3 separate regions of the Homo sapiens genome follow, and all the other regions are linked to region 1. A link is a contact called in ENCODE Hi-C or POLR2A ChIA-PET data. All regions are on one chromosome and are shown on one strand. Each heading gives the region's core, a stretch centred on a gene start or an enhancer-like site at or near the end of the contact. The rest is flanking DNA. Distances are from core to core; before and after follow the strand shown. Region 1 has its middle 45 kb from the start of RHOXF1-AS1. Region 2 holds the start of RHOXF1-AS1 (RHOXF1 antisense RNA 1). Region 3 holds the start of NKAP (NFKB activating protein).

Region 1 (3,391 bases), core at 324-2,823:
AGCGGCAGCCTGAGGAGGAGACGTCTTGGTTAATGTCAGGGAGAGTCTGTGGGGGTGAAATTCCTTGACAGCATTTTCAGAGTGAATTGTTCAACCAACCATCTTGTAGCTGGTTTCCTCTCTATCCTCCTGGAACAGGAGAAAGGAGAGACTTACCTGTCTAGCACAGTGGGCGAAGTGAGTGGGTGTACCTTTATGGGCCTATGAAAATGGTTTATTTTATTAAATGGGTCTGATGGCAATGGTGTTTATCATGGCAAAAAAAAAAAAAAGGATAAATAATCCCAATATTCAGGAAACCAACTCATTCCAAGGAACAATTCTTATTTTTAATTAATTAATTAATTAATTAATTTTTATTTATTTATTTTTTTAGAGCCAGGGTTTCATTGAGTCACCCACGCTGGAGTGCAGTGGTGTGATCATAGCTCACTGCAGCCTCCAATGCCTGGGGTTAAGCGATCCCCCCACCTCAGCCTCCTGAATAGCTTGCACGACAGCGCATGACACCATGCCCAACTATTTTGTTTTTTATTTTTTTAGAGATGGGTTTTTTTCTATTTTGCTCAGGTTGGTCTCAAACTCCTGGTCTCAAGCGATTCTCCCGCCGAAGCCACAGGAGGAGCTAGTATTTACAGGCGCGCACAACCGAGCCCAGAATCGTACGGGGGCACGATTTTTAAATTTTTTTGTTTTGAAATACAGGGTCTCGCTCTGTCGCCCAGGCTGGAGTGCAGTGGCTGGAGTGCAGTGGCGTTATCATAGTTCACTATAACCCACATCCTGCATCGTCCTGAGGCACACTTCTTAAGGGAAAAACATAGAGGTCCCAATCGGCCCTGGCTCTTTTTTATTTGACATTTATCAGTAGGGAGCAAAAGGTCAGAATGATAGTTCTAGACAAAGAGTAGGAAATGAGAAGCAGGAGGAGGAGGATGGGTAACAGAAGTGGGTGAGGATGGAGGGAAGACGGGAGCTAACCCAAGTCCCCAGCGCCTGCCCAGCACAGTGAACACTGGCACTTCTGCAGAGGGCTTGCAACCTAAGGCGCCAGAGCCCAGCATAGCTTAGCAGACATTGCATGCTCCACAGTCGCGTCTAGCGCCAAAGGAAGGGCCACTTGCAGTGTAAGCCTTCTGGGATGCACTAAACACCAGGCAGGGTTCTATGTGTACTCTGACGTGGAGTACCTGGAGCTTTTGCAAGGGGCGTGTTAGGTTTCTTGCAACTTGCACCTGAGCATCCAGAGTGCTCTGCAAATCCCAGCCCCAAACTTCTGCTTCCACAGATCTCCTGGAGAGCGTGGCGCACTCAACTTTCTGGACATTGCTGCAAAAACCTAGCATGCAGCCTCTGACTTCATCATTTCATCTTAATTACGGTCCGATTCGCGGACTTTGGGTGGGAACAGACCAGAGCTAGAGAGACTCATCCATTAGTTACTAACTACCCAGAGGGGAGAGCAGTGCTGGCAGTCCAAATTGCAAGGTGCGCTGCCTTCAGCGTGCGGCGTCTTCGCCCTGGAGAAGCATTACGCTGGCCCGCCTGCCTCCAGGGCCACACGGAAACGTGTTCTGCAAACTTTCTCCAAGGGCTCGGGGGCTAGATTGTGTCTCGCTCCGCTGCCTCTCCCCCTGCCTCAATTTCGACTCCTGCCAGACAGCTCAGCCCCTCCCTCTGGCAGTCACCCCGCCCGGAGTGGGAGTGGTCAACGAAGCTGCAAAATGGATCGCAAGTCCCCACACACGTCCGACCCCTCCCCGCGCCCTGACCACGAACGCATCCCTGACTTAACCGCCACACTCGGGCCGTGAGCGCCTGCCAGCAGGGCCTTCCGCCACACACACACACACACACACCGCAAGCAGCGGCGACCAGGGCAGGAGCCCACTCCCCGCCACCTGCAGGCGTCGGACCCGAAGTCCACGAGCCGGAACTCAGAGCAGGAGCCGAAGGACCCCAGCGCAGAATCCGTGGAGGCGCACGGCTTCATCCACCGCGCTCCCAGATGGGGTCCCAGCCCAGATCCGGCCACGAAGACACAGGCAACCCCGGCCTGGGTTTCCTGTTCCATGAGCTCCAGGAAGGCGACAGTCAGTGCTTGTCTGGGGACCCGGACCGGTGCTTTGGGGAACTCCCCCGGAGGGAGAGAGTTTGGGGAACTCTCCCGAGAAGGGAACTTTCCCGGAGAGGGGGGCGTGGACCGGACGCTGCTGCGCCTCCTCTCTCAGGCCGCGGTTCTATGCTGCCCTGTGCCCGCGCCAAACGCCCTGATCTCTCTCTGTCTCCTCTCTCAATCTCTCTTTGCCTTTCCTCCTTTCCAGATGCGAAGGCTGTAGGGACTTTGGTGACTGAAGCTGGAGGAGACGAGGAGAAGAAAATACGGTCCAAACCCGAGCAGGGAGCTGGAGCAGAAGAAGAAAGTCACTTCTGTGCGGGAGCTGCCGACCCCACGATCAAGGATAACCAGAAGCGCGGCGGTGGCGACCAGGAGCCCTCGCAGCAGCAGCCTGAGGCTTCCAGCCCAGGACTCCTCCGCGGAGGAGCCACAACCCCAATATTAGCGGCGTCTCTTCAGCCCCAGTGCGTTCAGCAGGTTGCACCTGAAGGAGCTAGACAGCATTTTCCCACGCTCTGAATATCTCGACGTGTTCGCTCGGTAAGCGGCTTGCTCTGGAGCTTCCCAGTTCCCAGGACTCTGGGGCTCTTCCCTGGACGCCTTTGGCTCTACCCATGTCTCTTTACCAGGCTCCAGTGCCAAGAGCTATTTAGGGGGCTCAAGGCCACTGGCTCAGGGCCGCTCTTGAGCTGTGGGATGCGGGCGATAGCAACTGGGCATCAAGGTATTTTTCAAGCAGTATAGATACGAATCAAGTTAAATATTTGCATTAAAATTATTAATCTTCGGGCTGGTGCTGTGGCTCATGCCTGTAATCCGAGCGCTCTGGGAGGGCAAGTCAGGAGGATCACTTGAGTCCAGGCGTTCAGGGCCAGGCTGACCAATATACTGAGACTTCATCTCTACAAAAAATTTTGTAAAATTAGCTGGGCATATTAGCAGCACGCACCCGTAATCCAAGGTGCTCTGGAGGATCGCTTGAGCCCAGAGTTCAAGGCTTCAGTGAACTGTGATCCGGCCACTGCCTTCCAGCCTGTGCTACAGAGCTAGACCCTGTCTCTAAAATTAGATACATAGATAAATTACATGAATAGATGACAGATAGATAGAGATAGAAAAATCTTGAATCCTAAGTGTTTTAGCCCTCTCTGAAATTCTGCACACAAAGGAAAACAATCCCCTACCTAATGCAAGCCTGGGGCTATTTTTAGGTATCACAGAAAAATGTGCAGGAGCAGTTGGGAGGCTAGACATTTTCAAACTGGTATGAAA
Region 2 (3,391 bases), core at 381-2,880, 46 kb after region 1:
TGCTAATTATTTATTTATTTACTTTTTTGAGATGAAATCTCATTCTGTCACGCAGGCTGGAGTGCAGTGGTACAATCTCAGCTCACTGCAACCTCCACCTGCCAGGTTCAAGCAATTCTCCTGCCTCAGCTTCCTGAGTAGCTGGGATGACAGGAACTCACCACAATGCCCCTCTAATTTTTGTATTTTAGTAGAGACGAGGAGGGGGGTTTCACCATGTTACCCAGGCTGGTCTCGAACTCCTGACCTCAAGTGATCCACTCACCTCAGCATCACAAAGTGCTGGGATTATAGGCGTGAGCCACCACACCTGGCCCTGCCATGCTAAATTTTGAACTTACTTGGGACAAGAAACCACTTTATGCCTCCCATATTCATTCTTTTGGAATGGTAATGTCTTGTAAAAGGAAAATAAATCTCAGGACTCCAAAATCATTAAGCCAAAGGGAAAAGTCAAGCTGGGAACTGCATCAGGCAAACCTACCTCCCATTTTATTCTTAAATAAGATAGCTACAAACAAAAAAAAAAGCTACATACATGTCTCACAATTTGTCCACTGGGACATTCCTTTTGAGCCCCAAGATGTTTACCTTAAAATGGTTCTGTTGAATTTTACCCTGACAATGTAAATTGATAGCTTATCTTCACAGGTTCTAGACAAAGAACAGAACTCAAAGTCATCCTTCTGTTCATCTGAGACAGATGCATATCTGATTGCTTTCCTAATGTAAAAATGCAGATTCACTGAGCTGACAAAGGCATAAGTAACTATTCCTCTACCCTTCTCTCACATGTAAACTGTGTATTCAGTGAAAGGTTTATCAAACACTCAAAATAATGCAACCATTTGTCTGTTATCTACCCACACCTTTAATTTTTTTTCCTTTTCCCCCAATATCTGCCCTTTTGCCTTTAAATACTGAAGTCCACAAAATCTTCTTTGGAAAAAGGCATAGACCTGCCTTCCAGATGCATGTTCTTAACCTTGGTAAAATAAAATTTCCAAGTTAATTGAGACCTAGCTCAGATACTTTTTGGTTTACAAATTGGTAACCACCAAGGGATTCTGAGTGGAGGTGCCCCTGACCTTTGACAAATCTTCTATTACTGCTTGGTACCAGCTTGAGATATCTTTATTGCTCAAATCAATAGGCAGATTTGCTGAGGCCTGGGAACTTCCCCCCTCCAGACAATCCCTTGTAGCAGGACGAGCTGCAGACAAAATCTTTCAGACACTGAGTTGTAGAAGGAAGGGCTTTATTCAGCTGGGAGCATCGGCAAGCTACTGTCTTAAAATCCGAGCTCCTCGAGTGCACAGTTTCTGTCCTTTTTAAGGGCTCATAACACTAAAGATTTCACATGAAAGGGTCGTGATTGATTGAGCAATCTAGGGGGTATGTGACAGGGGCTTCATGCACCGGTAGTCAGAGTGAAACAGAACAGAGCAGGGAGTTTCACAGCGTTCTTCCATACAATGTCTGGAATCTATGGATAACATCGGTTGCTAAGTCATGAGTTGATTTTTAACTACTAGGTTTAGGCCAGGCAGGCCCAGGCCTGGTTTCAGTTCTGGTTTTGGGTCTGGTGCCTGGCTGCCTGCCCTTGGTTTCACTTCCTTGTTTTTTTCTTAAAACAGGTACTGAGTATAAAACAATATAAAACAATATGAGAGGGTCCGTCTCTTCCCTCACCCTGATCTCCCCAAATTTGGTCGATATCTAAGGTTTTTTTTTGCTGTACAACTCCTTTTCTGGAGTTTTACTCACTTTCAACAAGGAAGGTGAGTTTTCCTGCTTCCATGATGATGGAGGGCAGGCAACTCCTTTCTGGAGTTTCAGCTCAATTCCAACAGGGAAGGCGAGTTGGAGTTTTTTTCCTGCTTATAGGCTGGTAGAGAGCAGTGTTGAGCCTGGACTCCATTCCTAGGTAAGTAGCTGAATTGGGGTTTTATCTTGAAAATTCTCCTTAATGACCTAAAGTTAAGATTAACAACCAGCAGCTCTTAATTTCTCCTTACCATTAGAGTGCTCAGGAATTGTATACATAGTATGATCATTTGTTTGTTTTGCCAAACTGTTTTTTCATTTATTTGTTTGTTTTGTTGTTTTGGTCTTTTTCCCATTGGATTTGACTAACTCTACCCAACTATATCAAATGTGAAGGAAAGTTACAAATGGTGAGGAACAACGCCTCTGCATTGGGTAAATTCCTGCAGCTGGGGGGGAAAAGGGAAAAGGATAAACAGCCATCAACAGGAAAAAAGAAAGATTTTGACTACCTGAGGGGCTTTATTTACATAACAAGGCCACCTTTTGCTAGCCAAGCCAAACTGTGCTCCACACTGCAGTTCTGTAGCTAAGGTTTTGCCCTTTTTTCCACCACAACAGCCTGGGTTTGGTTCCTAAATCAAGTTCTTTCTGGTTTGATATTTGTGTTATTTTTGAAATATCAGCAATTTGTTCCAGCTAAAATAGGGTAGTGAGATTTAGAAGAATTTTTTAAGAGCTTAGTGGCTAAAAGTCAGTTTAATTAAAAGCTAATATCCACGATGTGTGTGTGTGTGTGTATATTTAAAAGGCCTTTATGGTTTTTTGTTTTGTTTTGTTTGTTTGAGAAGGAGTTTCACTCTTGTTGCCCAGGCTGGAGTGCAATGGTGCGATCTTGGCTCACTGCAACCTCTACCTCCCGGGTTCAAGCAATTCTCCTGCCTCGGCCTCCCAAATAGCTGGGATTACAGGCATACGACACCACACCCAGTTAATTTTGTATTTTTAGTAGAGATGGGATTTCTCCATGTTGGTCAGGCTGGTCTCAAACTCCCGACAACCTCAGGTAATCTGCCTTCCTCAGCCTCCCAAAATGCTGGGATTACAGGCGTAAGCCACCGTGCCTGGCCTGTTTTTTTTTTCTCTCCTAGTACCTTGTTTTTTGAGAAAAAGGTTTTTTCCTTCTCAGTCAGTCAAATGAATTCTGTTTTCTCCATTTACTTCTGCCTATCTCTCCTTTCTCTTGTTCCCCTCTGCTGCATGAGGGACCCAAAATAGTTTCTAACAGCCTGTAATTCCTTAAATAAAACAGAGAAGGCACTAGAGTCCTTTTTGAGGAGAAACATCTGTTTTTCCTTATGGAACCCCAAGAGTCTAAACAGACAAGTTCCTCTCAGATCTTAAACTGCTTGCTTTTGTACTGTGTTACCTGATTTTTGGACTAAGTTATTACAACAGAGGCTACTCTTCGGGTGTTTAAGATAAGAAAAGGTATACTTTAGACACTTAGAGGAAAGTCTTTGTAACAAAGTGCAGTGCAAATGCATCACATGGTCTAGAATCATGATAATTCTATCTTTTGGAGATCCAGGATTCAGCGTGGGCTCTGCCCAGAGCTGAGATC
Region 3 (3,391 bases), core at 618-3,117, 47 kb before region 1:
CTCCTAAAGTGTTGGGATTACAGGCATGAGCCTCTGTGCCCAGCCAAAAAATGCATAGTTTTAAGGAGAAAGGAAAAGGCTCATAATTATTGCTGTGTAAGTCTTAATATCTTGTTTATTGTTAAATTATGTGTCAGGCACTGTACTAAGTTATTTACGTGCACTTATATGTTTAAAAAAATGAGAAACTTAGAAATATTACAGGCATTGAGAGGTAGGTTAAAGTTCCAACAGTTGGGAGATGTCTTGAGTCTTTTTCTTCCGGCAGTGGGAGGTAATAAAGTATAGTGATGAAAAGGACAGGCTCGGCAGGGCATGTGGGGTCATACCTGTAATCTCAGCACTTCCGGAGGCCAACGTGGGAGGATCACTTGAGCCCAGAAATTCGATACCAGCCTGGGCAACATGGTGAAACCCTGTCTCTACCAAAAAATACGAAAATAAGCCGGGTGTGGTGGTGCGCACCTATAGTCCCAGCTATGAGGGAGGCTGAGGTGGGAGGATCACTTGAGCCCAAGAAGGTGGAGGCTGCAGTGAGCCAAGATTGCACCACTGCACTCCAACCTGGGCGACAGAGCTAGACCCTGTCTCAAAAACAAAACAAAACAATCCCCAAGCTATGCATTTTTCCACTCCAATACTCACTTTGATTAGAGATCTAGTCTCATCCTGGCGTCATTTTTCGAGGTCAAGACTGAGACCACTTAACAAGACCTTCCTCAAAGTGGGGTCATCTATAGCTTATCAGATCACTTTTCCTACATGCATCTAATCGTCTTGTCTGAGGGGAAGGTTTATTTCCTCTCCAACTTAAACCCTTGATTTCATTCCTTCCTAATTCCCCACAAAACGTTTCTACATAAATATCCTGTTATCTCAGACCTGTAAGTTCCTTCATTCAACAAGCAATGGTTGAGCGCCTATAAAGTACCAGGCACTTAGAATTCTGTGATCAGAATTCTCCTCCGTTCACTGGCTCCTCCTTTCCATGAGCTCAGTCTAGTGGGGAATACAAATATATTCACGAATGATAATGACACAACCAGGTAAATGCTACAGTTCTGGTAGGTCTGAACTCTCGGCAATATTCGCTAACAAGACAGGAGGCGGAAGGGGGTAGCGGGAGACCAGGGCACTATATGAAGGGGCCTGAGGGTAAGGGAAAATGAAAAGGACGAATAAAGGGTTGTCGTGGGTGGATTAAAGAAAGGGATGAAAATGGGCGCAAGGCAAGCAGAGTGAGCGAAATGCGAATAGTCAGAAGCGGAATGAATGATAGATCGGACTCCAAAGGCACGTAGGCTCGTACAAGAGAAAGTGCGGCCGTCTCACTCACTTCTGCCGCAGGCTCTCCTCCCTCTCCTTGTCGAGGAGGCTAGGCCAAGGCTTGTCGCTCCCGTAGGGGCGCGAGTAGCTGCCGTAATAGACTGACGAGGAGGCAGAAGCGAAGGGGATGCCCCGGGGCGCAGAGGGCCGCTCTCTAGAACGCGACCGCGAGCGTGAGCGGTAGGACTGGTTTCGGGAGCCTTGGCTGAGGCCACCCAGCTGATGGGTGAGTCCATTCCGGTCCCCGGACCGAGAGCAAGAGTGCGAGCGAGAGCGGCGGCCCCGCGGGGAGCGGGCAGATTTGCTGGGCTTCGGACTCTTCGACGAACTGCGACGTCTTCCCCCCGAGCCCGAGGCCTCCCTATCCGGGCTGCGTGAGCCGGACACCGGAGCCATGGCTACTGGGGGGCCCCAGCAGCCGTGGGACAAGGGGGCGCTCTCGCGAGCCTAGGAAGATGTCTGTTGCCTTGGTTCCCGGGACCTGCCGCTGCGGAACAGCCCAAATCTGAGGAAACCTTGGACACAGTTCTGGGTACTTCTGCAAAACCCTTCCCCGGATCTAGGCGGTCGTCACCGACAGGAAGCGATGTGTGCATCAATATAAATAAGCCGGTGGGGCAACTAGATTGCGTGCATCCTTCCAGTTCCGAGTGAGGCTCCTCAAGTCTAAGCAAGAGACCAAGTTCTTTCTCAGCCTTGAACTTGAAACACTTGAAGGGAAGTATATATTTCAAACACAATATACAGTATACATTTCACTGAGTGGCCGTATGAACAAGACAGTTAATTCTGCTTGTGTTTCCTGTGCTTTCTGTGTGTATTTATATATAAATGTGTGTGTGTGTGTGTATGTCATGTATGAAAGTATGAATGTGTATTTTCTTTTTCTTTCCAATCCCAAGCAAATCGGGAGGGTTTTTCGCGACTGGGGATTAGCTATGGTGTCTAAGCCCCATATTGCCGTGTTAGCTTAGAGGGCGCAAATTTTGTTAATGACTCGCGCCTGATAAACTTCAATTAAGTTTCCCGCCTAGAGAAAAACTGCATACTTATCCCCTAGCCACCGTCTCCACCAATATGCCCCAGCAAAAGGAGGTTTTTTTTTTTTGAGACTGGAACTCACTCTGCTCACTCTGTCGCCCAGGATGGAGTACAGTGGCAAGATCTCAGCTCCCTGCAAACCTCCGCCTCCCCGGGCTCAAGCTATCCTCCCACCTCAGCCTCCTGAATAGCTGGGATTACAGGCGCATGCGACACCAAGCCTGGGTAGTTTTTTTTTTGAGGGGGGTCGGGGGAAACAGGGTTTCACCTTGTTGCCCAGGTGGTCTTGAACTCCTGGGCTCAAGCGATCCGCCAGCCTCGGCCTCCCAAAGTGCTAGGATTATAGGTGTGAGCCACTGCGTCTGGCTTGTATTTTTTTCCCCAAAAAGTGTCATTTTATTTTTTATTTTTTTATTTTTGAGACAAGGGCTCCCTCTGTCATCCAGGCTGGAGTGCAGTGGCTATCCTGGCTCACTGCAACCTCCGCCTCCCAGGTTCAAGTGATTCTCCTGCCTCAGCCTCCTGAGTAGCTGGGATTACAGACATGTGCCATCATGCACAGCTAATTTTTTATTATTTTTTAAATTTGTACAAATCTATGGGATACATGTGAAATTTTGTTACATGTATATAATGTGTAGTGATGACGTCAGGGTATTTAAGGTGTCCATTATCTGAGCACAATACATTTTTGTTAAGTGTACTCTCGGCCTGGTATGGTGGCTCACGTCTGTAATCCCAGCACTTTGGGAGGCAGAGGCGGGTGGATCACTTGAGGTCAGGAGTTTGAGACCAGCCTGGCCAACATGGCGAAACCCTGTCTCCACTAAAAATACAAAAATTAGCTGGGCCTGGTGGCACGTGCCTGTAATCTCAGCTACTAGGGTGGCTGAGGCACGAGAATCGCTTGAACCCGGGAGGCTGAGGTTGCAGTGAGCCGAGAGTGAGATTGCACCACTGCACTCCAGCCTGGGCAACAGAGTGAGACTGTGTTTCCAAAAAAAAATAGTGTACTCTCACTCTA

What was found. A loop is a pair of places that touch in the nucleus more often than their neighbours do. ChIA-PET counts read pairs that join two places held with the same protein, here RNA polymerase II (POLR2A). Pooled maps may share reads with other maps.
Region 2: a loop to region 1 is called in a map of OCI-LY7, with 2.0 times the contacts of the local background. The contact joins the promoter of RHOXF1-AS1 here to the enhancer-like site in region 1. A Hi-C loop is called at or near these places in 3 of 168 maps with a recorded cell type or tissue (Caco-2, K562 and OCI-LY7), 1 of 37 single-sample maps with no recorded cell type and 3 of 50 pooled maps. POLR2A ChIA-PET finds 5 or more read pairs at or near these places in 2 of 52 experiments (H1 and OCI-LY7).
Region 3: a loop to region 1 is called in a map of mammary epithelial cell, with 5 times the contacts of the local background. The contact joins the promoter of NKAP here to the enhancer-like site in region 1. A Hi-C loop is called at or near these places in 2 of 168 maps with a recorded cell type or tissue (CD8-positive, alpha-beta T cell and mammary epithelial cell) and 2 of 50 pooled maps. POLR2A ChIA-PET finds 5 or more read pairs at or near these places in 2 of 52 experiments (OCI-LY7 and WTC11).

Annotation. Positions count from the first base shown.
Region 1 is chrX:119,989,043-119,992,433 of GRCh38, forward strand. It overlaps the pseudogene RHOXF1P3. Among named protein-coding and RNA genes, the nearest start is that of RHOXF1-AS1, 45 kb to the right of the region's middle. Within about 2 kb of position 1,574, at least 2 of the 41 ENCODE cell types and tissues checked have a DNase peak (open chromatin) inside an H3K27ac peak, as active enhancers do.
Region 2 is chrX:120,034,606-120,037,996 of GRCh38, forward strand. It overlaps RHOXF1-AS1 (RHOXF1 antisense RNA 1), which reads left to right and starts at 1,631. Exons shown (of 5, transcript NR_131238.1): 1 at 1,631-1,927.
Region 3 is chrX:119,941,884-119,945,274 of GRCh38, forward strand. NKAP (NFKB activating protein) reads right to left here and starts at 1,868. Exons shown (of 9, transcript NM_024528.4): 1 at 1,337-1,868. The coding sequence starts at 1,722. RefSeq lists an enhancer at 1,605-2,105.